4 separate regions of the Homo sapiens genome follow, and regions 1, 3 and 4 are each linked to region 2. The links are chromatin contacts, found by Hi-C or POLR2A ChIA-PET in ENCODE. All regions are on one chromosome and are shown on one strand. Each heading gives the region's core, a stretch centred on a gene start or an enhancer-like site at or near the end of the contact. The rest is flanking DNA. Distances are from core to core; before and after follow the strand shown.

Region 1 (6,499 bases), core at 1,330-3,829, 1.2 Mb before region 2:
TCTCTTTTTTTTTCCTTCTTGAGACAGTCTTGCTCTGTCGCCCAGGCTGCAGTGCAGAGGCACAATCTCGGCTCACTACAACCTCCACCTCCTGGGTTCAAGCAATTCTCTTGCATCAGCCTCCTGAGTAACTGGGACTACAGGCGCCCGCCATCATGCCCGGCTAATTTTTTGTAGTTTTAGTAGAGACATAATTTTACCATGTTGGCCAGGCTGATCTTGAACTCCTGACCTCAGATGATCCGCCCTCCTTGGCCTCCCACAGTGCTTGGATTACAGGTGGGAGCCACGGGTCCTGGCCAGGTTTTCTCTTAAATGCATCCAAATCCAGTTCTAATGGACACAGCCAGTTTAGAGGCTTAATATCCAAAGGAGTGCTTCCTTGAAGGAATGAAATTGAACTGAAAGTTGAGACGGCCTCTGGCCATGTCTAGCCAATTATGTATCCAATCACCCGGCAGAAAAATGTGTGAGGGAGGAGGGTTATATGCTGGATAAGTTAACTGACTATTTAAAACAAGAATCAGGTTCATGTCGCTACTCTGATCAAAACCTTCCAGTAGCTCCCAGTTCCCCTCAGAGTGGAACCCTTAAGTCTCCTCAGTTTGGTGTATTGGGCCCCTTGCTATCTGGCTTCCTAGATTTGTTTCCTGTGGTTTCCGTAACAAATTACCACAAATAGAGTGTCTTAAAACAATAGAAAGTTATTCTCTCAGAGTTCTGGAGGCTAGAAGTCCAAAATCAAAGTGCTGGCAGGGTTGATTACTTCTGGAGGCTCTAAAGGTGAATCCCTTCCATGCCTCTCTCCTATCTCGTGGTGACTTCCAGCAATCCTTGGCACTCCTTGGCTCGTGGCCCCATTGCTCCAGTCTCTGCCTCCATCTTTGCCGTGCCTTCTCCTCTGTGTGTCGTGTTTCCTCTCTGTCTGTCTCAAATCTCCCTCTGCCCTTCTCTTCTTATAAGGACACTTGTCACTGGACTTTGCCTGCCAGATGATCTAAGATGATGTCTTTATCTCAAGATCTTTAAGTTCATTCCATCTGCAAAGACCCTTTTCTCAAAGAAGGTAACATTTACAGGTTCCAGGAATTAGGGTGTGGATATATCTTTTTGGAGGTGGGGCAGGAAACACCATTCAACTCAATGCATGTCACTCCCCTGCTCGAAGCCTTCCAATAACTTCACATTCTACTCAGGGTGGAAACCAGGGTGTTTCAGCTGGGCTTGGTGGCGCATGCCTGTAATCCCAGCTACTCGGGAGGCTGAGGCAGGAGAATCGCTTGAACCAAGGAGTCAGAGGTTGCAGTGAGCCAAGATTGCGCCACTGCACTCCAGCCTGGGCGACAGAGCGAGACTCCGTCTAAAAAAAAAAAGAAAAGAAAAAAAACCGAGTGTTCATTGTGGTCAACCAGCCCTATACTACCTTGCCTCCCATTACACTGACCTCCTTTCCTACTAATCTCAATCATGCGTGTGTCCCACTTGCAATAACCTCCTTGTTGACAGTAGCTCAAGCCAGATATTCTCTGCCTCTGGGCCTTTGCACTGGCTATTTCCTCTACCTGGGAATGCTCTTCCCCCCGCATCCACATAGCTCCCTCACTTTCTTCAAGTCCTTGTTTACATGTCATCTTCTCAATGAGGTCTAATCCCATCTAAAGTTGCAACCGCACATCCTGAAAAGCTTATAATGCTTTTTATGGTTTGTAATATTTAATAGGTTTATCACCTTTTAATACACTATATAGATGACTTCTTTATTATGGTTATTGTTTATGGTCTGTGTCCACTTACCTCTGGCTCTAATGTTAGCTCAGTGAGGGCAAAGATCTTTGTTTTATTCACTGTGTATTCCAAGAGCCTGGAACAAAATAAGGCTCCCTAAGCACTTGTTGAATAAATGAATCTGTTAAGTGGATCAGGGTCTCTGGTGCCCAGTGGAGAAAAGTAGTATGGTGGGGTGACCAACTTGTTCTGATCTGCCTAAGAGTTTCCTGGTAATAGCACTGAAAGTCCCATGTCCCAGGAAAGCCATCACTCCCGGGCACACTGGGATGGGGGATCACCTAGAATTTGGGGGGAAGTGGGGTGATTGTAAGGGCAGTCTGCTTGTTCTATCAATTGTTCTGTGAATTGCATGATAGATGGAGAACCAGTGGAGGACTAGTGAAACCCTCCCCTCAGTACTGAAGACAGCAAGCCACAAAGAACATTTTAAAAGCTTCCAGAGATAAAAAGCAGATAGTATACACAAGAACAAGAATTAAGCTAGCCTTAAAACTGTCATGAAAATTTGAGGGGTCTGATGAAAATGTTCTCAAGCCTTCAAGACCCCTTTACTCTCTTTGTCTCTCTCTCTCTCTCTCTCTCTCACACACACACACACACACACACACATACACACACACACAATGAACATTCTCTTGGAAGATGTATTCTTCAGAAGGGAAACAAATTCACGAGTTGCTTCAAGTACGTATGATCAAAGGAAGAAAGGAGGAAAAGAGAGTCCCTAACAACCCAGTCTATGATCTCTGGATCGCACGGGGCAGCCTCTCTGTGGTGGCTTCAACCCTGTGGGACTCTTGCTTGGCTGGAAGCCAAGCCTCCAGCACCGTGGCTAGGACCAGGGAGCTACGCAATAACTCCGCTTCCGTAACCACTGTTTCCTGGGGGCAGGAACTTAGAGAGTCTCAGACTGCTGAATGCTTCTTCCTGTAACTAAGACCTGGAGCACAATTCGGGGAAGGAACGGGTGAGGTCCCCAGAAGATGCTGGGTTTGGGCACGAAACCGCAGAGCCCCTCTCTCCCTGCCAGCCCCCGGCCAGCCAGAAAGCCCAGAAAGCAGCACTGGATCTGAGAGATGTGGGCCCGTTGTCAGCTTCCACCTTCTCTCCCTGGACTCTACCCGCCCAGATACTGGAGGGACTACATAGGCCCATTCATTGCAAAGAATGTCCCCTAGTCCTTCTCAGAGAGGGCAATGTGGGGCCATTTCACTGCAGCTCCTGGATGAGGAGACAGACCGCACTGCTCGGCACAGCAAATCACTAAACCCTGCCCTTAGCCCCCAGGAGGAGGTGAGGTTTCCAGATACACAAATGCTCAGCCCTCCTGCCTTCCATCCTGTGGGTCCCAAACCTGGGCATTTGTGAGAGAAAATAATTCCACCTCCGAGTATAAATTGCTTTTAAAAAACAAAAGTCCCAGCTGGGCATGGTGGCTCATGCCTGTAATCCCAGCACTTTGGGAGGCCAAGGCGGGTGGATCACCTGAGGTCAGGAGTTTGAGACCAGCCTGGTCAAGATGGTGAAACCTGGTTTCTACTAAAAAGAAAAAAATTAGCTGGATGTGGTGGCACGCACCTGTAGTCCCAGCTACTGGGGAGGCTGAGGCTGGAGAACCGCTTGAACCCAGGAGGCAGAGGTTGCAGTGAGCCGAGATCATGCCACTGCATTCCAGCCTGGGTGACAGAGCAAGACTCCATCTTAAGAAAAAAAAAAAAAGGAAGTCTTTTTTATTCTAAGCATTGTTTCCAATATGCAAAAATAAGGAAATCTTTCCATTAGGGAAATCTTTCCATTAGAGAAATCATGTATATAGTTTTCAAAGCTCTTTCATTTTTTTTGAACCTCAATACAAATAGGTAGGGCCATTCTCACTTTTCTCTGTTTATAGATGAAAACATTGATATCTAGAATTAAATGTGCTTGCATTTATGCACTGTTATTTCCTTAAAATAGTGTCACAAAAATTATAATAAAATCACTGTATAAGCAAATTTTGAATTCAAATACCCCAGAAAAAATAAAACACTACATAATTCCAAAGCTGAAAGCCAGTGAATTGTAAAATGTTTTTATACTGTTGCCACAAGCTACCACCATATGAACAGGAAAACAGAAATACCAGCCCCCGCTTTCAGTGTCCTAGAAATCATGCTGCTATTTCAGGTGTTGGAACTTCCAGGAGGGATTTCTGTGTGTGGTTGTGAGGCTGGTCTAAGCAAATTTGTCCCTTTACCAACTGTCAGGTTGTTGTGGTGGACACCGGTAGCCTACCAGGTTAGAGCTAGGTATGGCCTATACAAGCCCAGCCTCAGACTACTAGTTGGTCTGTCAAAATGAAGTTAAGGCTATATTCTGCCAAGCGGACAACTATTTATTAGTAAGCAGGCTAAAGATAGTTTGGGTGTCCTGCAGTACAATTCTGACAATAACCATCTGGAGTTAATGTCAGATTCCTCATGTTAGGAGCACTGTCCCCAGCAAGACTGTCCCCATTTCAGATGCCAGCTGTAATTCCAGGTCTCCAGACCACCTGTGCCTGACCAACTAACTAGCTACAAATCCTACAACCACTCTCAGGCTTGACAATTCTCCATAACAATTCCTGGAACTCAGGAAGGTGCTAGACTTATAATTACAGTTTTATTATAAAGGCTGCAAATCAGGACCAGCATAATGAAGAGATACATAGGACAAGATCTGAGAGGGTCCCAAACGCAGAGATCCCACGCTCTCTTTCCATGAAATCAGAGCGCATCACCCTCCTGACACATCAATGTGTTTATCAAACAGAAAGTTCCTCTGAGCTTGTGTCCAGAGTTGTATTATAGTTTCCTGACATAGGCATGATTAGTCAGACCATTGACCAAGGATTAAACTCAGTCACCAGCCCCTTTCCCCTCCCTGGAGATCAGACTGGCTCAAAGTCCTAACCTCCTGAGATCACATGGTTGGTCTTTCTGGTGACCAAAGATGCCCCTATTATTCAGGAAATTCCGAGTACTCAGAGTCTCTCTCCCAGGAACTAGGGACAAAGGCCAGTCCAGTGCTTTATTACACAAACAGTTGCATACCTGTTCTCCTTAGCTTGGTGAGATCTCCTCTTTCTGTCTTCAGGCCACAATCAAGTTCCCTGCATGAACTCTGAGATCAGCCAACCTTGAGATAGAACTTATGACAGAGTCCTCTGCAACATGGGGTGCCCAGAGGGCATGAGTTTTGGATGTGGGCCCCACCCCCACAGAATCTGGCCTGATTCTGATACTTCAACCAAGCAAGGTGCTGGGATCCATTCAGTCTTTTCAGGTGACTGTATTTTTTGAACACCACTTATTTTATCTGTGGAAAATTATTTCTAAAATGCCTTATGCTAGCTAATGAAGACTTAGTATCTATAATAATAAAATAGAAAACATTTTCTTTAACCACCTCTGATTATAAATTTCTGTTCAAATGCTGAGTAATTACCCCTGGAGTATAGATGAAAGGTAATTCATGTACCCATATGTGATGGTTCATACTGAGTGTCGGCTTGATTGGACTGAAGGATGCAAAGTATTGTTCCTGGGTGTGTCTGTGAGGGTGTTGCCAAAGGAGATTAACGTTTATGTCAGTGGACTGGGAGAGGCAAACTCACTCTCAGTCTGGGTGAGCACCATCTAATCGGCTGCCAGCATGGCTAGAATAAAGCAGGCAGAAGAACATAGAAGGACTTGACTTGCTGAGTCTTCCAGCCTTCATCATTCTCCTGTGCTGGATGCTTCCTGCCCTAGAACATCAGAGTCCAAGTTCTTCAGCTTTTGGACTCTTGGACTTTTGGACTCAGTGGTTTGCCAGGGGCTCTTGGGCCTTCGGCCACAGGCTGAAGACAGAACTGTCGGCTTTCCTACTTTTGAGGTTTTGGGACTTGGACTGGCTTCCTTGTTCCTCATCTTGCAGATGGACTATTGTGGGTCTTCACCTTGTGATCGTGTGAGTCAGTACTCCTTAATAAAATCCCCTTTATATATACATTTATCCTATTAGTTCTGTCCCGCAAGAGAACCCTGACTAATATAACATAAGTTACACTTTCTATTCTGAAGTAGTTTAAGTAGTTTACCTCATAGACAATGGAACACTTTTGTACTAATATTTTAATACACTGTGACATTATAATTTAAAATTCTTTTTATATTAATAATGCCATCTGTGTGTTTATTGGTGGGGCTCATGCTCCTGCTGAAAAGAAAGTGTACTCGGAAAATCAACTTTGAAATAGAAATTCTGTGTGTTAAAGTGCTAAGAAGATGGGCATACATAAGTACCATGTTGTCCCAGACTGTTAATTAAGAGGACAGCATTCTGCAAAGTATCAGAGTTCAAGGTGAAACGAAGTAGTAAAGAAAGTGTTCACAACAGTCATTCTAGTGTTAAAAGAAAAACCCTAGCCAAATTAAGTTTAATAGTGTTTAATTGAACAGAGAATGATTTGCCAGTTGGGCAGCCTCCTGAGCCAGAGTAGGCTCGAGATACTCCAGTGCATCTAGGTGGTGGAAGAAGACTTATGGGCAGAAAAAGAAAAGTGATGTACAGAAAACAGAAGTGAGGTACACAAACAGCCAAATTGGTTACAGATCAGCTTTTGATTTACTTGAACCCGTTTTGAACAGTTGATCCCTTTTGGCCAAAATTCAGTGATTGGCACAAGAGAAGTGTTAAATCAGGTTTA
Region 2 (6,254 bases), core at 683-3,182:
CATCTTCCGTTTTAGAAAATTGATCCCACCTGCTACACGCCTGGTGAAACTCCAGTTACTTGCCAGTAAGATATTGTCCCCCAAATGTACTTATCCTGTTTTTGTGCATTATAAGCTTTGTTCAGTTTATAGTTTCTAGGCCCATTACTAAAGTCAAGTCAGATATCCAGCTGAGATACAACTTTTTTTTCTGAAAACAATGTGAGCAATGGACAGGTACGCTGTGATTAAAGGGAGAAAAGCTGTAACGACTCCCCAAATTTCCTTTCCTTATGAAATTTACGTATGTAACAGGAAGTTAAAAAATAACTACCACTTAATGCATACTGAACAGAATCTTGTTTCAAAGAAAAGATATGAAATATGGAGGCACTTTCACCACACAAATATCCCACTACATATGCTAACTGCAGTATTTATGTTCAAAACTGTAAGAACGTGTCTGATACCCTTTATTAGTTAGGAATTCCTGAAAATGAACTTCTGTGCAAACCTGAAGCTTCAACACGTGTTTTAAAAAGCAGTGCTTATTGAATTGATAAACAAAAGCGAAACTGGCAATATCAACGTGTGCTCACCTCACAAATCTGACAACAGTATCTCTACACTGCCGTTCTTTAAACATCATTAAAAGATATTGTGAATAGTTTAAATATTAAAAATGTGGAATATAAGAACGATTCTATATATTTGAACACACATTTATATTCAAATATTCATATGAATAAAAATGCTTAAAACTACCCCTTGGGTAACTAAGTATAACAACATAAACTTGCGATTGCAAATTTTATGGCTCTTACTACAAAACAAAAAGTAGAATGAAAAGACCACTTATCTTTAGAGGACAAGCATGAACTTGTTTTCTAACAGCATAACAATAAACGTATTTATTTCTCCGAGCTTTCAAAGGCATCAACAGAAGGGAATCACTAAAAATGTAGGGGAAAAGAAACACTCGGCTGGAGCTTTGGTTTCTAAGCAGATCCTTCTGGAAAGACGCTTAGGGAGAGTCTAGGGAGCAGCTCTGACGTCAGTAGCTGCCATCGGAAGTCAGGTCATGTTCTACAAAAAGCAGTGACGCACGCCCGACAGCACCCGCGGGGCCGGACAGCGGCTTCACCAGCCCCGCGGGTCCGAATCGCACGCGGCCGGGTCCGCTCTCCCGGGAGGAGAGCCCGGCGTGGACCAGCGTGACGACCCCAGCGTGCTGCGGCCTCTCCCCGAGGGCCCCTCCACAAGGGTCCCTGCGCGGGCCGGGCTCGGCCGTTGCCACTCGGGACAGCCATCCCCTCGAGTTCGCGCTCGCCGTCCCCGCCTTCACCTCCCGGGTTGGGAGGCGGGCGACTGCGCGCGAGGTAAAGGAACTTGCGTTCCCCGGCGCCGAGGCGGCAGCAGCGCAGTGCACAGCGGCTTCTGAAGGCGGCGTCGACGGGGAGCTGCGCGTGGCTCCCAGTTTCCTGGTTACGTGCGCGCCGGCAGAGCCAAAACCTGCAGCCGAAACTCCCGCTTCTCCGTAAGGATTAAAGGGCGGGCGCACTACCGGGAGACGTGTCAAACTCAGCGCGCCTCATGGCGGCCGCGGAGCCCCACCCGCTCCTACTCCAGTCCTCTCACGCCCACTGACTTACCCTGCGCACGCGCGCTGAGGCTCCGTGGGGCCGCCGCGGGCCCCGCCCCGAGGTGGGAGGGCCTGACGCATCCACAGCTGGCCAATCGGCGGATGGCCTCGCGCGCCCGCCCCCTCCCCCTGCCCCCGGCGCCGGGCTCCACGTGCCAGTGTTTGTGTACGTGCGGCCGTGGCGGGGCTGGACAGGGTCCGGGTCGTTGAGGATTAGGCTGCTCGGGCGTAACCGGAGCTGGGGCGCGGCTGCCAAGGGCCGGCCCGGAAGTCCCAGCGGTCTTTAAATTCTCCCGTGCTAGGGCCAGCCTGCGCATTCTTACCTGTCGGGGTGCGGCGAGTGTCTCACCTCTCTGCACTTCCAAGGACTCTTGTCATCTGCCTTAGGCGGGAAATGCTGTTGCTGGATTGCAACCCCGAGGTGAGATTCGGGCTCACAGAGCCCGAGCTTTTGTCCTGCAGGCTCAAGCTTCTAGATTCGTCTTCTCGTTAATGCGGGGACGGACCACTGGGCGCTGCCTGGTCAGAGCTGGTTGTGAAGGGCGGGGAGGTTTCCAGCCCGGAGGGGCGCGGGACTGGACAAAGGTGGGAAGGGTGCTGGATCTGTTCTCTTCCTGCAGGTGGATGGTCTGAAGCATTTGCTGGAGACAGGGGCCTCGGTCAACGCACCCCCGGATCCCTGCAAGCAGTCGCCTGTCCACTTAGCCGCAGGAAGCGGCCTTGCTTGCTTTCTTCTCTGGCAGCTGCAAACGGGCGCTGACCTCAACCAGCAGGTAACTAGGTAACTGTTGCTGTGTACAGCCGTCCCCTCCAACCCAGACACACACAAACATTTCTCAGACGCCAAGAGTTGTTTCAGCTGTTAAAAACATGTCTATAGCAGCGATGTCCAACAGAAATATAATGCAAGACACAGATGTAATTTAAGAGTTTTTTTCCAGTCTTGATGTGAGGACATGAGAAATTTGAAGTTTTTAAGTAGCCACATTAATAAACGAAACATGAAATTTTAGTATTTGACCCAATTTGTCCAAAATGTTATCAGTTCAATATGTAATCAAAGCAATTGCTGATTAGATATTTTACACTTTCTTTTATTCTGTCTTCACAATCTGGTGTGACAGCGTATCTCAAATCAGACTAGCCACATTTCAAATACTCTAGCCTTAAGTGGCTGTTGACTATCATATTGAACAGCACAGATCTAGTTTATTTCAAAAGAAGTAATTGCTACATTACCAAAAGTCTCCCTGCAGCAATTGAAATACTTAGGAGCTATGTCCACAAGCATTCTAATTTCCTAAAGAGTTTTCTTACTGTAGTTTGCATCTTCCACTGAATATTAAAGCATGGTGAATTTTAAATTGTAAACTTTTCTGGAAGAACTCTTTTTATTTGCTTACATTTTAATGTATGTGCATATGGCTACACGTTTTTATTTATTTGAGACGGAGTTTTGCTTTTGTCGCCCAGACTGGAGTGCAATGGCGCGATCTCGGCTCACTGCAACCTCTGCTTCTTGGGTTCAAGAGATTCTCCTGCCTCAGCCTCCCTAGTAGGTGGGATTACAGGCACGCGCCACCGTGCCCGGCTAATTTGTGTATTTTTAGTAGAGACAGGGTTTCACCATGTTGGCCAGGCTGGTCTCGAACTCCTGACCTTAGGTGATCCGCCTGCCTCAGCCTTCCAAAGTGGTGGGATTACAGGCGTGAGCCACCGCGCCCAGCCACACATTTTTATTAATGAAAACGGTATGAAAAAGCAAACTAAAAGAACTAATCAAAAATAAAAAGCTTTTGCAGCTTACCGAGGAAAAAAACAAAAATAAAAAGCTTGAATTTAAAAATTCAGTCCAAAGGAGGAGATTTTTAGAAGGTTCCATACTGAAATGAATATGCAAGCATAGTACATTTCTATGTTTCAAATTAGCCCATGGAGTTGGCTATCCCTAATGTAATCACTAAAAGTATCTAGAAGATCTAAATAAAGGAATGATCATTTCAGAGCGTATGCTAGAATGCTGAAGTTATAATAGTCCACTAGTTACTTAATTCTGCATTTCTGAAGTGTTGCACTTGCAAACGATTATCAGTAGTGTTTTTAATTAGAAGAGATGTTGATGCAGGTTTATATGTATCAAAAACACATGACTTCTTAGTCTTAAAAGTGACTAAGACTTCTTATTTCTGAAAACAAACCCAAAACCGGAACTGAGAATGAATATTAACAAAATAAACCCACGAAAAGTTTTTGGTGTTCTCTGCCAAAAAAAAAAAAAAAAAAAATTCCCTGTCCAGTACAATGCAGTTCTAACTAGCTTCCTTAAATAGCTAATATTAAATGTCACTCATCAACTTTCACAAAAAGTGTTTTTGGGAGACTCTAAAATGCACCATCTTACCTTAAGGATGTTTTAGGAGAAGCTCCACTACACAAGGCAGCAAAAGTTGGAAGCCTGGAGTGCCTAAGCCTGCTTGTAGCCAGTGATGCCCAAATTGAGTGAGTATGAAAACAGTGGCTTCACATTTTATGTTTTCTTGGATTAAACTAATCAGACTCCTGAAGCTTAGTTACATGTGCTTTTAAAAATAATGCTTGCGTAATTGATAATTTAGTGTTAATCATTTAAATGTTAACTTAGGTTGTTGGTGCTATCGAATAATACTCAGTTCGAGTAAGTAAAAAGTCAGATCCTGAGCAATCAGAGGTGCAATTTTGTTCATTATGACTGTATTCTACTTCAGTTTCGGTTCAGGAAAACCCATTCTATAGTTCCCATTGACTACCTTTGGGTACTCATACACTGTATTAAACATCAGATAATTCTAACATTCATTCAGAACTGGAATGCCCGCTCTATGCTGGATTCTGTTAGTTGCTGAGGATACAATAGTGACCAAAAATGCAATTTCCTTATGCATCCTTTACCTCTTCTGTTCTGCAACCAACATTTGTATGAGCCCAAAATTCCCTTGTAAGATATAAAAAAAAAGACTTAAGTTCAATGTTTCATTTCACTCCGTTTTTATCCTGTTTTCAGTTTATGTAATAAGAACGGGCAAACAGCTGAAGATCTCGCTTGGTCATGTGGATTTCCAGACTGTGCCAAGTTTCTTACAACAATTAAATGTATGCAGACAATAAAAGCAAGTGAACACCCTGACAGGAATGATTGTGTTGCCGTGCTCAGACAGAAACGGAGTCTCGGAAGTGTAGAAAATACCAGTGGGAAAAGGAAGTGCTGGTAAGTAACTCAGAGCTGCTGCTTTTTTCCTCCCGCAGTGATCTCTTGTTTGCATAGCATTTATTATTCCATTTAATACTGACACTCGTATTTCTAGTAGTATTGTTTCATTCTCATTAACATTTTAGTACTGGTTATACTTACCAGAGTCTAGAGACCAAAAATGGGACTGCATGGTGGAAGTTTGGGGATAAAACTCTTTTTAAAAAAAAGTTTTTAATGTTAACGTGTTTTTAAAAACAGATGTCACGTGGGTTATGAAGAAGTCTGAAGAACGCCTTCATTTCATGCAAATCTATAAGCTCCTGCTTTTGGCTTTACCATATGTTGTGTCTAATCTCCTTCTGAGAAGGACGAAAAACTTTCTTCCAAGTGAAGATCCATTTAAGAACACATGTATTTACATGCCTATAATATGCTGGTTGTGTATGCTTTGTCTTTTAAGTTATTAAAGGAACGTCTAAAAAATACATTCTCCGTGCAGTATTTACAACCTTTGAAAAAGGTCATAATTTAAATCGTCAAACTAGAACCAGGATTTAATGTGAAAAATTAAACTGATTCTTTATTCACAAATTTATAATACCACTCTACTGCAGTCTTTGACTCCAAGATATTTTAAATCATATTTGGTCGCTGAGGAAGACATAAGTTATAGTATGCATCCTTGTTCCAAAAATCTGGGCCCTTCCATCCGCACCAGCCCTGGATAGAGAAGACGGGAAAGGAAAGCCTTTTACAAAGTTACAAGATTATGTCATGGAAATCGTGACATCAGGCTCTGTCAGCAGGACCTTGGAATAAGACTCTAAATGGCTTTATCATTCAAGGATTTGAATTCCTACTAGCATAGAAAAGTAACGTATCTTACCCTTTAAGGTAGGTTTTTGAACTTTTAATTCTATGTATGTAATTCATCATAAAAATCATTAAAAAAAATTTACCTGTAACTGTTATTCCAGATACCACACTTTACTGATTCTGAGATGTATAGTTTTACCACTTGCAACTGATAGCATGTGACAATTGAACTAGCAATCTGTTTTTCTTAATAGTCCATAAAGGACTGTAAGAGACCATTCAGTGGCATCTTAGGATTGAAGTACTGTAGTGAGAAACCTCAGCTTGCCCCCTGCCTGGCACTCTGTGCCCTTTCATTTTCAAATTCCAGGTGTTACTCAATTCTACTTCCCATGTTTCATGTCAGTATTAATCCTTTTTGCCAGCAGAGAAAATTACTTTCAAGCAAAATCTCATTTAGAGTATGAAAATTTCTCAGATTTCTCCTAGGGCCACTGAGTTATTTTATTAAAGAAGAAAACTTAAAAGCCAATAACTGGTCTGTATTATATGATTCTTAAATGCTTTGAGAAATCCTTGCAAGGAGGC
Region 3 (6,603 bases), core at 163-2,662, 1.1 Mb before region 2:
TTTCTTCACAGAGAATCAGTTACACACTCCTGAGCATATTTAACTCCCACAGCCCATTAAGTAGATGATAATATTCTTATTTTACAAATAAGGAAACTGAGACTCGGAATAAATAAATTGTTGCAGTTCACGCATTTGCACCGAGATTCAGCCCCAGGCCTGCCTTCTCCCACTCCTGTGCCCCTTCCACCCACTGCCTGGCCCCCACCCTGCTGTTTCCTGCTGGGTGTGCCGGGAGCACTGACCTGGGGCTCTGGGGACAGGACTCGGTTTTATAAAGTGCTGGGAGAAGTAGGAGAATTCAGAGGGAAATGGGATCTGATGCTTGGATTATGGGAGAAGCAAGATAAAAGGATGCTAAAGGCAGGAGAAGCAATGGGAGAATGTCTGCCTGGTGTCCCGTGGTCCCTGTGCAGCTGCTCCTCTCTATTGTTTCTGTGAAGGGATCATGCAAGGTACTTTCCAGCCACTGTTTTAGACTTTTGTTTTTGATGAGCTGGAACAGCAGCAGGTAGGTAGGTGGTGGGGGCCCTCTTTTTCACTTTTCTTTCTCTCTTTCCTTGTCGTGAGCTCAGGGGCCATAAGCCACCCGTTCAACAGCCAAAGGATGAAGCAGATCTTGGCAATGTTACCATTTCTGTAACTACTGGAGGCTTGCTGCCCTTTGACAGACTGGAGTGGAGCGCTTCAGGGGAAAAGCAGTACCCACCAACACCGTGGCATCTCTGCTCAACGCTGACCATCACGTTGAATTTCTGTTTATGTCTGTAGTAAGATAATCAGCTGGAAAGCAGATTGCTATTGAGAGGGTTTTCTGGTTTTCTTAGTAGGTCAAAAACCAAATTAGATGACCCACATCATAGGCCCGGATCAGTTTAGAAAAATCCCTCCAGTCCTTCAGTGGCATCCTTAGCAGGAGGTTCTGACTTGGAGGAAATGGACAGCCTGCATTTTCTGGAACTGAGAGGTTGCAGGAGGAAGGGAAAGAGAGGGAGATCAAGGATGACAAAATCTGGGATTTCAGTTTATCCCTTCTCTGAGGACAGAAACAGCTCTCAAGCAGGAAGAGAGAGGCTTTAGAAATACCCAGATCAGTGAGCCTGGGAACCTTGATTGTCCACTTTTCTGGGCAGAGGAAGGGGAAGTTTCTGGTCCCAGAGAATTCCAGCTCAGCACCACACCCAAAACAGTGCAAGTGGATGACAGTTAAACCCAAGGCGGGGCTGTAGGGTGCAGGGGCCTGCATGTCGCACCCTGGAGTCCTGACAGTTTCCCCGAGCCACATGAAGGGCACACAGCCATACTGAGATGCCTTGGCACACAGAGATCTCAGACGGCTTCAAACAAGCCTTAGTGTGAATCAGTCATCAAAACCAGAAAACACTTTCCGGGTCCTCAGACTCCACCGTGGTCTGCAGTGCATCACCCCAAAAGGCCAGAGGAGGCCAGTCACACCTCAGAGGGCAACAGTGCAGGAAGCGGCCCAACCCAGCCGCTTTGTTGCACAGACTGGCATGTCAATACAGGATACAAACTGGGCCTCACTGTCTGCTCTGCCATGAGTTTTCCTAAGCCACACCTCTCCTCTCTAACTAGGGTGAACAAACATCACCTGCTCTACTGGCATAATTATTAATAGTGCCCTCTTTCTCTCTCAAACACATCTCGGATTGATCTGACCTGAGTGGTTAAAAAATAAATATTATAGAATAAGATGCATGCTGTAATTCCAAGTAATAATGAGAAAAAGCTCACCTATGTGTGCAAGGTTCCTCTATGCAGGGAGCATATTTGGAAGGACACTGCTAACCACGGTTACCTGAGGATGGTTTGGGGACACGGACAGCACTGCATTATTTTTACACGCATTGCATTCTAAACCAGGCACTTGTTTCTAAAAATGAAAAAAAAGTGCCCGTCTTGGAAGATGATTTGTGATGGTCACTCTATCCAGAGCACAGGCCTCACCTTGCCATGGAGCCGGAGAGGGCAATCAAATCCGAACATCTGCACGTCTCTGCTAAGGGGCTGAGTGTTTGTTTTAAGCTGGAGTAGTTTCTATCATTGCAAACAGACTAAGTTTACCAGCTCATGCTAAACACAGTTCAGTTTGTTTTTCCTGTTACCCCAGTGGGCACAGGTTCATGAGGAAAATTAGAACAGATGCAGAGTCAACATCTGTGCCCATCTGGGGGCAGTGTGAGTGGTTTTGTGAACATGCTGTAGTTGAATTCTGACTTTTGAGAGGTTGATTACTCATTTCTTTCAGTAGACAGAAATCATAGTATTTGTTTGCTGGAGCATGAGCTGCTTTATTTCTATTTTCAGAGTTTCACTTTGGGTCCACAGTGGGGCCTATAACCAATGCTGGAGGTTCTCAGCCAAAGAGAGTGCAGCGGCGCATGGCTGTCCTGCAGATGGTGACAGGTGGGGACTCTGCCCCTTCACTCTTGGAGGTCAGGCAGGGCTAAATGGCTGCAGTCCCCTAAGCAGTCAGTCCTTTTTTTAAAAAGTAAGAACAATGGCCTGTATTTGTTAAACTTTTTTTTTTTTTTTTTTTGGTAACACAAGAAAGGATCATTGTGATGCTGAGCCTCCAGTGCCACCAGACTCAGGGTTCCGGGTAGGCAGGGTCACAGCTGGGCACCCCGTTGTGCTGCTCCAGGACTGGCCCCGTGTCCTGGCCTTGGGGTTGAGTCTCGGGGTTGGCTGCATGCGTTGGTGTGATTTCAGGGCATACACACGGAACGTGCTGCCCAGGTGCTGGGCCCAGGGAAGCCACGTGTCTCAGCCCTGAAGAGTTGTCCTGGCGTTGTGCACAACCTGGCTGGTGGCTTGGAGAGCAAACAGTACCCCCGACCCCACGGGTGTCTGCGGGCACTAGGCCCCACGTGCGGGTTCTCTGGAGTCTCCCAAGCTGAGCATCACCGGACCCAGACCCGTCACAGCCATGCTGAGCTTACCCGTGAGTGACCTTCCCGAGGAAGGCATGGGGCTTTCTGGGGCAGGAAGCAGGGGAAGAGGCTCTCAAAACAGCAGGAGATGGGAGCGCGCTGTCCCGGAACTGTTGTCCGCCTCCCTCTGCCATCCAGGTGCCCGCCACCAGGTCCCCTCTGACAGGCTCCTGATGCTTCCCGGGCCGGGTAGACCAGGGGTGCCCAGCAGCTTGGCCAGATCAGCCTGCCGTTTTTCCTCAAACGTCACCCTTGCCAGGGATGTCCCCGCCCCTGCTCCTCCCCTTCTTGGGACAGACATCCTAAGTCCAGTAATTCCGGTGCTTCCAATAAAAAACACCGCGAGTTTCTTCTCTGCCCTAAGCAGGAGCAGGGGGATTGCAGTGTGAGAGGCGTCCTCCTGCGGCCTAGGTAGGAGGATGGGTCTCCAGGAGCCTCCACGCTGACCCCTGTGGCTGGACTAATGTGTCATTTCTTGTATGTGCCTTGACATGGAGAAGGTTGGAAAGCTCTCCCCGGTACTATTTCACATGAAATGACATTGTGGACTGCAAGCTCAAAAGCACAGGCAACAAAACCGAAAACAGACAAATGGGACTTGTTAAACTAAAGAGCTTCTGCACAGCAAAAGAAATAATCAACAGAGTGAGCAGACAACCAACAGAATGGGAGATAATATTTGCAAACTATTCATCCAACAGGGAACTACTATCCAGACGATACAAGGAGCTCAAACACAACAACAAAGACAAATAATCCCCTCTTAATGTACTTTTAAAAGTATGCAAAAAAGAAAAAAAAAGGAATAGACCTTTTTCAAAAGAAGGCATACAGATGTCCTACAGGTATATGAAAAGATGCTCAACATTGCTAATCATCAGAGAAATGCAAATCCAAACCACAATGAGATAGCATCTTACCCTGCCAGAATGGCTATTATTAAAAAGACAGAAAATCACAGATGTTGGCAAGGATATAGAGAAAAAAGAACTCATTCGCTGTTGGTGGGAATATAAATTAGTGCAACCTCCATGGAAAACAGTATGGAGATTTTTCAGACTAAAAATAGAGCTACCATTTGACCCAGCAACTCCACTATTGGGTATCTATGCAAAAGGAAAACAATCAATTTATCAAAAAGATACCTTCACTCATACATTTATTGTAGCACTAGTCACAATAGTAAAGCTATAGAACCAACCTAAATGTCCATCAATGGAAGAAGAAAATCCCCTGGATAAAGAAAATGTGTTATTTACACAATAGAATACTATCTGGCCATCAAAAGAATGACTTCATGTCTTTTGCAGCAACATGGGTGAAACTGGTGGTCATTATCTTAAGTGAAGCAAGCCAGACAGAAAGTCAAACAACTCATGTTTTCATTCATAAGTGGGTGCTAAAAATTGTGTCCACATGTATGTAGAGAGTGGAATGATAGGCAATAGGTCCTCAGAAGTGTGAGGGGGCATGAGAAGGGTAGATAACAAGAAATTGCCTAATGGATGCAATGTACATTATTTGGGTGATGGGTACCCTAAAGCCCTGTCTTGGCCACTAGGCAATCTATGCATGTAACAAAATGGCACTTGTACACCATACATTTATACACATTTCTTTAAAAAGAAATACATCCCCCAAAAAATGAGATTGTGTCAAGCGTTACTCTGTAGGTTAGGGCGTCAGTAGAAGCAATATTATACCTAAACCTAATAGCATTCTGATTCACATGTTCATGACTTCATGGCAGCAGGTAGACCTCAGACCCTCCTCCAGCCGTGTCAGATAGACACCCACACAGGTAAGAATAAGGGAAGAACCAGGGTCTGTAGAAACTGGCAGTTGGGGAACCTTTACAATTGTTGACTATTCCCCAATACTCTGCATTGCTTTTTGCAGGAGGAAGATGTACGTTAGTCAAGTCACCTAAAGTTGAGTATTGGGAGAAGGAAAGGGGAATTAACATTTATGAAGAACCAAAAAATAGACGCTATGAGTGTTCTGTATGCTAGACTCTCAATTTAGTCTTTCAGATATTCTGTGATGTCCCATGTTTCATCAAATCTGAGACATGTTCCCCACCAACCCACAATTTGCCGTCTATGAAATTGAGGACATCTTAAAATCAGCAGCCCCCTACAATCAATATTTGTCAACTAACTGTCATGAAACAGCTTGACTGCCCAGAAATGCTAACATGATTATAAAAATGATTATATAATTAAGAATCTAATTAAGTCCAAAAGAGACTTTAAGCAAAGTTAAAATAAAAATTCTAAGTAATAAGAAACCATTGTATTATAATTTAATTGGCACTGGTACACAAGCAAGTAAAAGAAATGCAAATCCAAATTAAAAATCCAAGTAAAAGTGCCAGCAGCAAAACTTACGGTGACTAGATAGAAAGTCCTAGCAGTAATTACACAACACACTTTTAGGCCGTAGGAACCAAACGGCTGTGAGGAGGAGGCCAGGGAAAGGATGAACCAGATGTGCTCAGCAACATTTCTGAAGGGGGAGACAAAAGTTGGCTGATTTTCCATCATTGTTCTGCCAGTTTAAGAGCCGGAACCAGAAGTTTTGGTTTCTCAATGCATTATTTTAAAAATGCTGCATCACCAATGTTTTTGATAACAATTTTAGGAAAATTAGTCAAAACTTAGAATTAAGGCAGAGGGAGGGCAGCACCTCCTCTCAATGTTGGATAGACCACTTATTGCCTAATGGAGTGCACTGCTTTTGTTTAATTGTTTGTTTGTTTGTTTATGAGACGGATCCTTGCTCTGTTGCCCAGACTGGAGGGCAGCGGTGCGATCTCGGCTCATTGCAACCTCCGCCTCCCAGGTTTAAGCAGTTCTCCTGTCTCAGGCTCCCAAGTAGCTGGGATTACAGGCACACGCCACCACGCCTGGCTAATTTTTGTATGTTTAGTAGAGACGGGGTTTCACCATGTTGGCCAGGCTGATCCTGAACTTCTGACCTCAGGTGATCCGCCCACCTCAGCCTCCCAAAGTGCTCTGGGAGTCTTATGAGTCTTATGATTCTAATGTTACATGTTTTTTAGTTATTTACATTTATGATATTAAATTGAAAGGATAAGTTTTTAAAATTTGAAAACAATATGTGGTCATTTCAGCAACTTAATACGCTGCTTTATTTTTACGTTTATTTTATATGATTTTTTAAAGTTATCTAAGTATTTGGGGAAGCTTCTCAGTCAGATACCCTTGAAAAAATCTGAATATAATAAATTTGTAAAGGAAATGTCAATATTTGAGGGGATCCCATAGCATATTTAATTAGCCCCCATAAATATTGTAAGTATACTTTTTCCATTTTTTATACTCAGGTTTCTTTTTGAATATTTTCGTTTCTGATTGGCAGACTTTCCCAAATACTAAACTAAGTGCATGTTGAGCATGCACTTTCCTAATAAATAAAGTGATAAGATTTAGAAGCTGAACTTTAAAAACTTAAGAACTAGCTTCAATAAGTTGAATATTAATTTTTAAAATCAAAATAGTCCCTGAATAATCTTTTCTACCTCAAAGAACTCCAAGAATTACAGACACCCACATTCACTTTTGGGTAGAGCAGGCAGAGGCCAGACCAGCTCATCAGCGCTGACCCTTTCAGAGCCTCAGTGGGT
Region 4 (6,448 bases), core at 3,304-5,803, 1.1 Mb before region 2:
TCTGAACCAATATTCCCAATCTCTAATCTCAAACCTATTTTTTTCCTCCTGAACTGATGGTATGTTGACCTAGAGATGATAAAGGCAAAGTTATTTAGGAAGGTAACGCTGGCAGCCAGTTGGGTGGAATAGCTGGAAAAGTTCCTTTAAGAGTGAAAGGATAGGCCAGGTGCAGTGGCTCACTCCTGTAATCCCAGCACTTTGGAAGGCCAAGGCAGGCAGATCACCTAAGGTCAGGAGTTTGAGACCAGCCTGGCCAAAGTGGCAAAACCCCGTCTCTACTAAAAATACAAAAATTAGCTAGGTGTGGTAGCACATGCATGTAGTCCCAGTACTCAGGAGGCTGAGGCAGGAGAATTGCTCAAACCCAGGAGGCAGAGGTTGCAGTAAGCCGAGACCATACCACTCCACTCCAGGCTGGGCCACAGAGCAAGACTCTGCCTCAAAAAAAATTAAAATAAAAAAAGAATGAAAGTATCCATAATTACAGGTAGATTATCATCAGTTTTCTATTTTTGCTAGATGTTGAAATTAGGTGTATTGAATAAAATACATGGGACTTAAAGCCTGAGTAGCTTCTTTCAAATCCCAGCTCTGCTGCTTAGCAGCTGCCACTGGAGAAGTGATTATCCTCTGAGCTTCATTTTGTTCATCTGTAAAACCCGGCGACCAGCACATAGGAAGAACACAGCAAATGCTGGTGTCATTGAACATGCAGATAAATGAATGATTAACAGTCAATGAATTGAAAACTGTTTACCAAACCCAGGCTTGGAAGATTCAAAACAGAAACAGTGGTGTTGACAGAGCATTATATTTTAATGGATGACAGTAAATAGAAAAAGGGGGTTGATTCTGGAAAAGCGGAAAGAGCTTCAGAAATACTGGGAAGCTCCTGGCTTTTGGCGCTCCGTCTTGTTGAAATATTTAAGCCTCAACATACTTTCTCAACCTCATTGTTAGTGAAAGAAGGAAGTTCTATTAAAGAGAGCAAGAGAAAGACCATGCCTCAATAGCCAGAGTAAATCTAGTTTCCATCACACTCAGGGTGACCGGTTGGTCAAGGCAAAGCAGCATGGATGCTCCTGATGTCAGGATTTTTCTGTCCTGACCTGAGATGCTTCTGGGTGAACCCATCAGACAAGATGCTTTCTCAGACTCAAGTTCAACCACGTGGACCTCAGAGAACGTATAGCATAGTGTTTGTTGTTCCAGCTAGTACCCAGACAGGAGTCACCTGTGTGCATGTCTTTGCATGCATCGCCATGGGGGTTTTCCCAGCTCTGGTTCTCTAGTTCACTCGAATGAACACAGGAGGGATCACAAAGGCCTGAAGAATGTGTGTTCTTTTCTTCTGTTTTCCTGCACAGGTGCTAGTGTATTAAAAGCAAGAGCAAAGGGGCAGCCTGATGGCTGACGAGCTGATGAACAAGAGCAGCAGGTGTGTCCCCGCTGTTCCTAGAGAACAGTATGGAGAGTGGATCTCTCCATCACCCCCTCAATTCCCAATTACATCCCAGTTGTCCCATCCTCAGTCCTGAGGGGCTTTCTTAGTTGAGTCATAAGGGTAACCTCCAGGATGTCTCCAGAGCTAGGAGGAAGTTGCATAATATCAGTGTTTTTTAAGTACTTTTAGAAAGCAGTGACATTCATTTGACAAAAAAATTTAATGTACAGTGATTTCTTTCACTTACTGCTGTTGACTTTTCATAAAAAGATAATCTAAGGTCCCTTCCCTCTAGGATGTATTTACAACCTCCTTGGGGAGTCAAACATAAAAATTAAATAAGAGCTATGGAAGGATTACACCGATATAATTAATTTTAAAATTAGATTGAGAGCAAAAACATTTATTGAGCATGTACTATGCTCCAGGTACCTGCATAGGCACTTTTATTTATTCCTCTGATTGAACTGTCCTGTAAGGCGTGGGATATTATCTGCATTTTACAAAAGACAGCTCTAGGCTCAGAATGGTTAAGTAATGACAGGGTTCAGGACATGCTACCCCAAACTGTGGTACCTTGACACACTGAATATCTTAAGCTGAAGGAATCTGAGAGATGGCACGTGCAAGAAGCTCCCTCTCACCTTTCCCCTCACCTTGCCTGCTGAATCAGGTCGTAAAACCTAAGAAGGATTTTCTGACCTTCTCCTGAAGCAGGTCATCGTAAGACCCTCCTGTGAGCGGTGCCCTCCCTAGACCCGGAGAAAGGGAACATCCTTATTTCTGAAGACAAAGAAGAAGCTGAACAAACAGGCCTTGCTCAGTTTCCCCCAGTTTATTCCCATCAGACCACACTCTTTCCCCAATCACGTTTCCGCACACCTGGCCACTTCTCGTCAAACCTGTTGTACAAAAGAAGCCAGGCTGAACTGTTTCTCTGGGTCATTTCCTTATGAAGGTTCCCGTGTCAAGTAAAACTTAGATTAACTAAATGTGTATACTTTTCTCTTCTTAATCTGTCTTTTCTTATATGGGCCTCAGCCCTGAACCTGAGATGGGCAAGGAAGATACATTTCCTCCCGTACCGTGACAAAATAAGTGTCTTCTCGTTCAGAGTTTCCGATTCCAAATCCAGGAGTCTTTCCACTACATCAAACCTAATGGTAAATATTCAAGCATGTACAAAAGAAAGATCCCTGTAGTTGAGTGCATCCAGAGAAGCGCCTTGGCTCTCCCAGTAGTACTGCTCTGACCTGAGGAAGAATAAGGCCTTTATAAGCACAACTTGGCTGCATTCCACTGGCATAAATCCCAATCAGACAGTCAACCCCCTTCCGCATCCCCATCCTCTGGCCTTTTGAGAAAAGGGATCTGCCCTCCTAAGGGAATGTTCATTTTGCCACTAACAGGGAGCTCTCTGAAAAACGCTGTTTGCTGTCCAGTCACACCTCTGTGGAATCTTTTAACACATGGCGATTCTGTGGCAGGATACCTGTGTTGGTTTTGTTTTCACAGAGTGGTCACAAAGCTGAGTTCAAGGTGAGAAGTGAAAACAATTAAATGAATGGTAGCTTTTTCCACATGACTTTTCACTGCAGTGACCCAGCCCGGTCAGCCCCCGCGCCCGCTCGGTGGCGTGCACTTCCCATGACACACACACTCGTGGTATCCATGAGTGCGTGTCAGGAAAGCAGAAGTGTCACATGGACAAGCGAGTGTCAACAAGAGATGTGCCTCCTCTACACATCATGTGGTTAATGTCCAAACTCACTCATCCCACAGTCACGTTTGACTCTCAGTTGATCACTCTTTGTTCATGTTGAGATTCAACAGGAAATATTGTTTTTACAGGGTCTGGAATTTTAATGAGTCTAAGGATTCCTGATGGTTGTATTGACTTTATTTGTGGGGTTCTCAAAAGGAATCTCACAGTGTAGTCAACAGCAAGGAGTAAGCATTTTCTTACTTACAAAACCAAAGTTATATGTGTGGTACAAAGATGAGAGACTGGGGCCAGGCGAGGTGGCTCACGCCCATAATCCCAACACTTTGGGAGGCTGAGGCAGGCAGATCACCTGAAGTCAGGAGTTTGAGGCCAGCTTGACCAACATGGTGAAACCTCATCTCTACAAAAAATGCAAAAATTAGCTGGGTGTGGTGGTGCACACCTGTAATCCCTGCTACTCAGGAGGCTGAGGCAGGAGAATCACTTGAACCCAGGAGGTGGAGGCTGCAGTGAGCCAAGATCACACCACTGCACTCTAGCCTGGGTGACAAAGCAAAACTCTGTCTCAAAAAAAAAAAAAAAAAAAAGTGAGACTGGGAGCAGAAAGCAAGCAGTACTCACGCCACACTGCTGGGCAGTGGTGCTTAAAGAAAGCGAAAGAACAAACAAATGAAATACCAGCCTCAATGCAAAAATAAGCTGGAATGGAGGAGGTTTTCCATGCTTTTTGAAAGAGGCTGGGTAGAAATTGTAGTCTTGGGGGTTTTGTTGACAGCAAGAATTTCAGCTTTGCCTTAAGTGTTACTCAGAAGGTGAAATGGATTCAGCCAAACGTTACCATATAAACACAAACAGGCACATTTTGAAAACAGTTCCTGGAGTTCCAGGGAGCTCCCCTTTAATTCATCCCTAGCTCAATGCCGTATAGTTAGTGTTCAACGTCCTTCTAAGAAAAGAACTGAGGCGGTTTATTATTAGTGGTGAAGAACCAATACACAGAAATACAAAGGGTCATAGAAAGACAGTAAGCAACATTTCTGCTACAACAAGAGTCCGTAACCATGCTTTACTCCAGCCTCGGGGCTTCTGAAACCTCCCTAAGCTAAGAAACACAAACACATGTATGTGGGCCCATAATAGATGTAGGTGAGGGCTATAGGTCTCCTCAGCTTCATACCAGGTGGTATGTTACAATGAAAGCAAGTCTCAGACGGAATTCGGCCATAAAATAAACATTTAGAAGCCAGCAGGCTCAAAAACGTGGTACAACCAGTTCTGTAAACTCAACCAAGTACTGGTGCTTTGTTCTGCTGGCACACTGACAGGTGCCTTACATAACAGATTCACTTAAGGCAGATGTGACAGTACTCGAACAGCATGATTTAGCTTCATGTCTAGTCAGGGTCAGGTGCAGGAACCTTTCTATGAGCTGTGGATACAAGTCCTGATTCAAATCCCAAACCAGAGACAGCATTTGGAAGGGCATACATTATCCACTAGGCTTTCTAGGTCATAATACCCTGTTTATGCAAGGAGATGCAATCTGATACAGTGCTTCCAGTCAGCCCATAATATTTTGAACAACTCTTACTTCACCAATGAAAATGACTCCTAAAATCCATTATGCCAGATAGCAAAGCTGTTGGTGTTCATTGAGGATAGAGGAAGTTCTTATAGCTGACTCTCTAGAGCAGGAGCTGCTTCTTCTTTTTTTTTTTTTTTTTTTGAGACCGAGTCCAGCTCTGTCGCCCAGGCTGGAGTGCAGTGATATGATCTCGGCTCACTGCAACCTCCACCTCCCAGGTTCAAGCGATTCTCCTGCCTCAGTCTCCCGAGTAGCTGGGAATACAGGCGTGTGCCACCACACCAAGCTAATTCTTTGTATTTTTAGTAGAGATGGGTTTTCACCATGTTAGCCAGGATGGTCTCGATCTCCTGACCTCCTGATCTGCCTGCCTCGGCCTCCCAAAGGAGGAGCCTCTTAATAGTCTTTCAAATTCCAACAGACCACCCCTGGAGTGTGTATATTCATTCCTGAATAGGGCTCTTCAATATTAACTCGCTGCTCCTGGTTGTCAATTAAAAACCCAGAGATAAATACCACTACCTATGCCAACATTTTTAACCATGAATTGGAACAGTGTAATATTTTTGCTGGGATCTTTGATTGTCTCTTGCCAGAGCCCAGACTGGGGATCCAGGCATACACCTGGGCTCAAGACTTAGGAAAGCCCTCTCTCTTTCCTGGCCTTACAGTCTGGAGTCTTGGTCAGAATCTGCCCATCTTCAAACAGTTATGGCTTTCTCTTCTTACCTGTGCCTTCCATCAACCTTGTGAAGTAGGTGACGGTTACCAGGGTTAGAGTTCAGTTATTTCAAGAGCTTATCAGAGGAATTAAGCAGCAATTTTTTTATTTTTTTGCTTCAAGCTATCAGTTCCAAGGTCAACATGATATCTTGATACTCTTAAATGCTCTGATATTTTTTGATTTGCTGTGAAAGGCACACAATATTAACTCTATTAATGCCAGACAAAATACCGTCATAAATACTACATAGGAAGGGCCCTTGACAAAGACAGTCTCAGTGACCAAACTTTAGAAGGCCCCTCTCAGCCCTCTTTTTAACAGGACTCATCCCTGGACCCAGGCTTCAGCCTGCCTAGTCCAGTTTTAGCAGGGATCCTGCTAAGCCAATTTAGTGAGAGTCCCTCAACCTTGACCTCTGACCACACTGGTCTGCCTTCAGCAAGAATCCTGTTAAAGTCAGTTTAGCAAGAATTCCCCTCCCCTTGATATTTTTCTTGGTAATTACTTCTCTTAATAATTTTCTACCCATCAACCTCCCCAGCCCCCATCTGATACTGACATGGCCTAAAAAACTTGAATATCATACTGCTGGACTGAGTGAGGGTTTTCGAAACTCTAGTTGAGTTCATGAAACTGCTAACCCATGATCAAGCAAAACAAGAATTAATTACATAGGACTGAATCAACTAAAGAAGGAGTATAATTTTTATGGCTTTTTGTTTGGAACATTGCTTGTTCTTAATGTTCTATTTTCTGGACATAAGGAACCCCTTTTCTTTTTCTCTTAAGTTAGCTATAATATGTAACAATTTAGTAGATACATTTCTATAACAAAAATGGAACATTTATCTTTTTTCCTAATCCTTCCATAATTCAGAAACTATTACTGAGTATTTTTATGTTCATGGTTGTATTAGTCTGTTCACACTTTGCCATAAAGAAATACCTGAGACTGGGTAATTTATA

What was found. A loop is a pair of places that touch in the nucleus more often than their neighbours do. ChIA-PET counts read pairs that join two places held with the same protein, here RNA polymerase II (POLR2A). Pooled maps may share reads with other maps.
Region 1: a pooled map shows a loop between it and region 2 (7-fold over the local background). The contact joins the enhancer-like site here to the promoter of ANKRD37 in region 2. A Hi-C loop is called at or near these places in 4 of 50 pooled maps.
Region 3: a loop to region 2 is called in a pooled map, with 5 times the contacts of the local background. The contact joins the enhancer-like site here to the promoter of ANKRD37 in region 2. A Hi-C loop is called at or near these places in 2 of 37 single-sample maps with no recorded cell type and 6 of 50 pooled maps.
Region 4: a pooled map shows a loop between it and region 2 (4-fold over the local background). The contact joins the enhancer-like site here to the promoter of ANKRD37 in region 2. A Hi-C loop is called at or near these places in 1 of 168 maps with a recorded cell type or tissue (gastrocnemius medialis), 1 of 37 single-sample maps with no recorded cell type and 2 of 50 pooled maps. POLR2A ChIA-PET finds 5 or more read pairs at or near these places in 1 of 52 experiments (PC-9).

What each region holds. Positions count from the first base shown.
Region 1 is chr4:184,227,637-184,234,135 of GRCh38, forward strand. No RefSeq gene overlaps it. Among named protein-coding and RNA genes, the nearest start is that of ENPP6, 13 kb to the left of the region's middle. Within about 2 kb of position 2,580, at least 3 of the 41 ENCODE cell types and tissues checked have a DNase peak (open chromatin) inside an H3K27ac peak, as active enhancers do.
Region 2 is chr4:185,394,909-185,401,162 of GRCh38, forward strand. It overlaps ANKRD37 (ankyrin repeat domain 37), which reads left to right and starts at 1,933. Exons shown (of 5, transcript NM_181726.4): 1 at 1,933-2,042; 2 at 2,242-2,394; 3 at 4,029-4,120; 4 at 4,662-4,865; 5 at 5,109-5,333. The coding sequence starts at 2,016. The coding sequence ends at 5,109. It overlaps LRP2BP (LRP2 binding protein), which reads right to left and starts at 1,016. Exons shown (of 9, transcript NM_001377440.1): 1 at 1-1,016. It overlaps UFSP2 (UFM1 specific peptidase 2), which reads right to left. Exons shown (of 12, transcript NM_018359.5): 12 at 4,629-5,570. The coding sequence ends at 5,484. RefSeq lists silencers at 1,139-1,328, 1,549-1,918 and an enhancer at 1,449-1,518.
Region 3 is chr4:184,281,104-184,287,706 of GRCh38, forward strand. The region is part of intron 1 of LOC105377582 (a long non-coding RNA gene); the gene reads right to left. Among named protein-coding and RNA genes, the nearest start is that of MYL12BP2, 30 kb to the right of the region's middle. RefSeq lists enhancers at 363-492, 533-602, 623-772, 1,723-1,772, 2,173-2,432 and 3 more. Within about 2 kb of position 1,413, at least 15 of the 41 ENCODE cell types and tissues checked have a DNase peak (open chromatin) inside an H3K27ac peak, as active enhancers do.
Region 4 is chr4:184,327,083-184,333,530 of GRCh38, forward strand. No RefSeq gene overlaps it. Among named protein-coding and RNA genes, the nearest start is that of MYL12BP2, 16 kb to the left of the region's middle. RefSeq lists an enhancer at 923-1,482. Within about 2 kb of position 4,554, at least 20 of the 41 ENCODE cell types and tissues checked have a DNase peak (open chromatin) inside an H3K27ac peak, as active enhancers do; they include PC-9 and gastrocnemius medialis, where a contact is called at or near this core.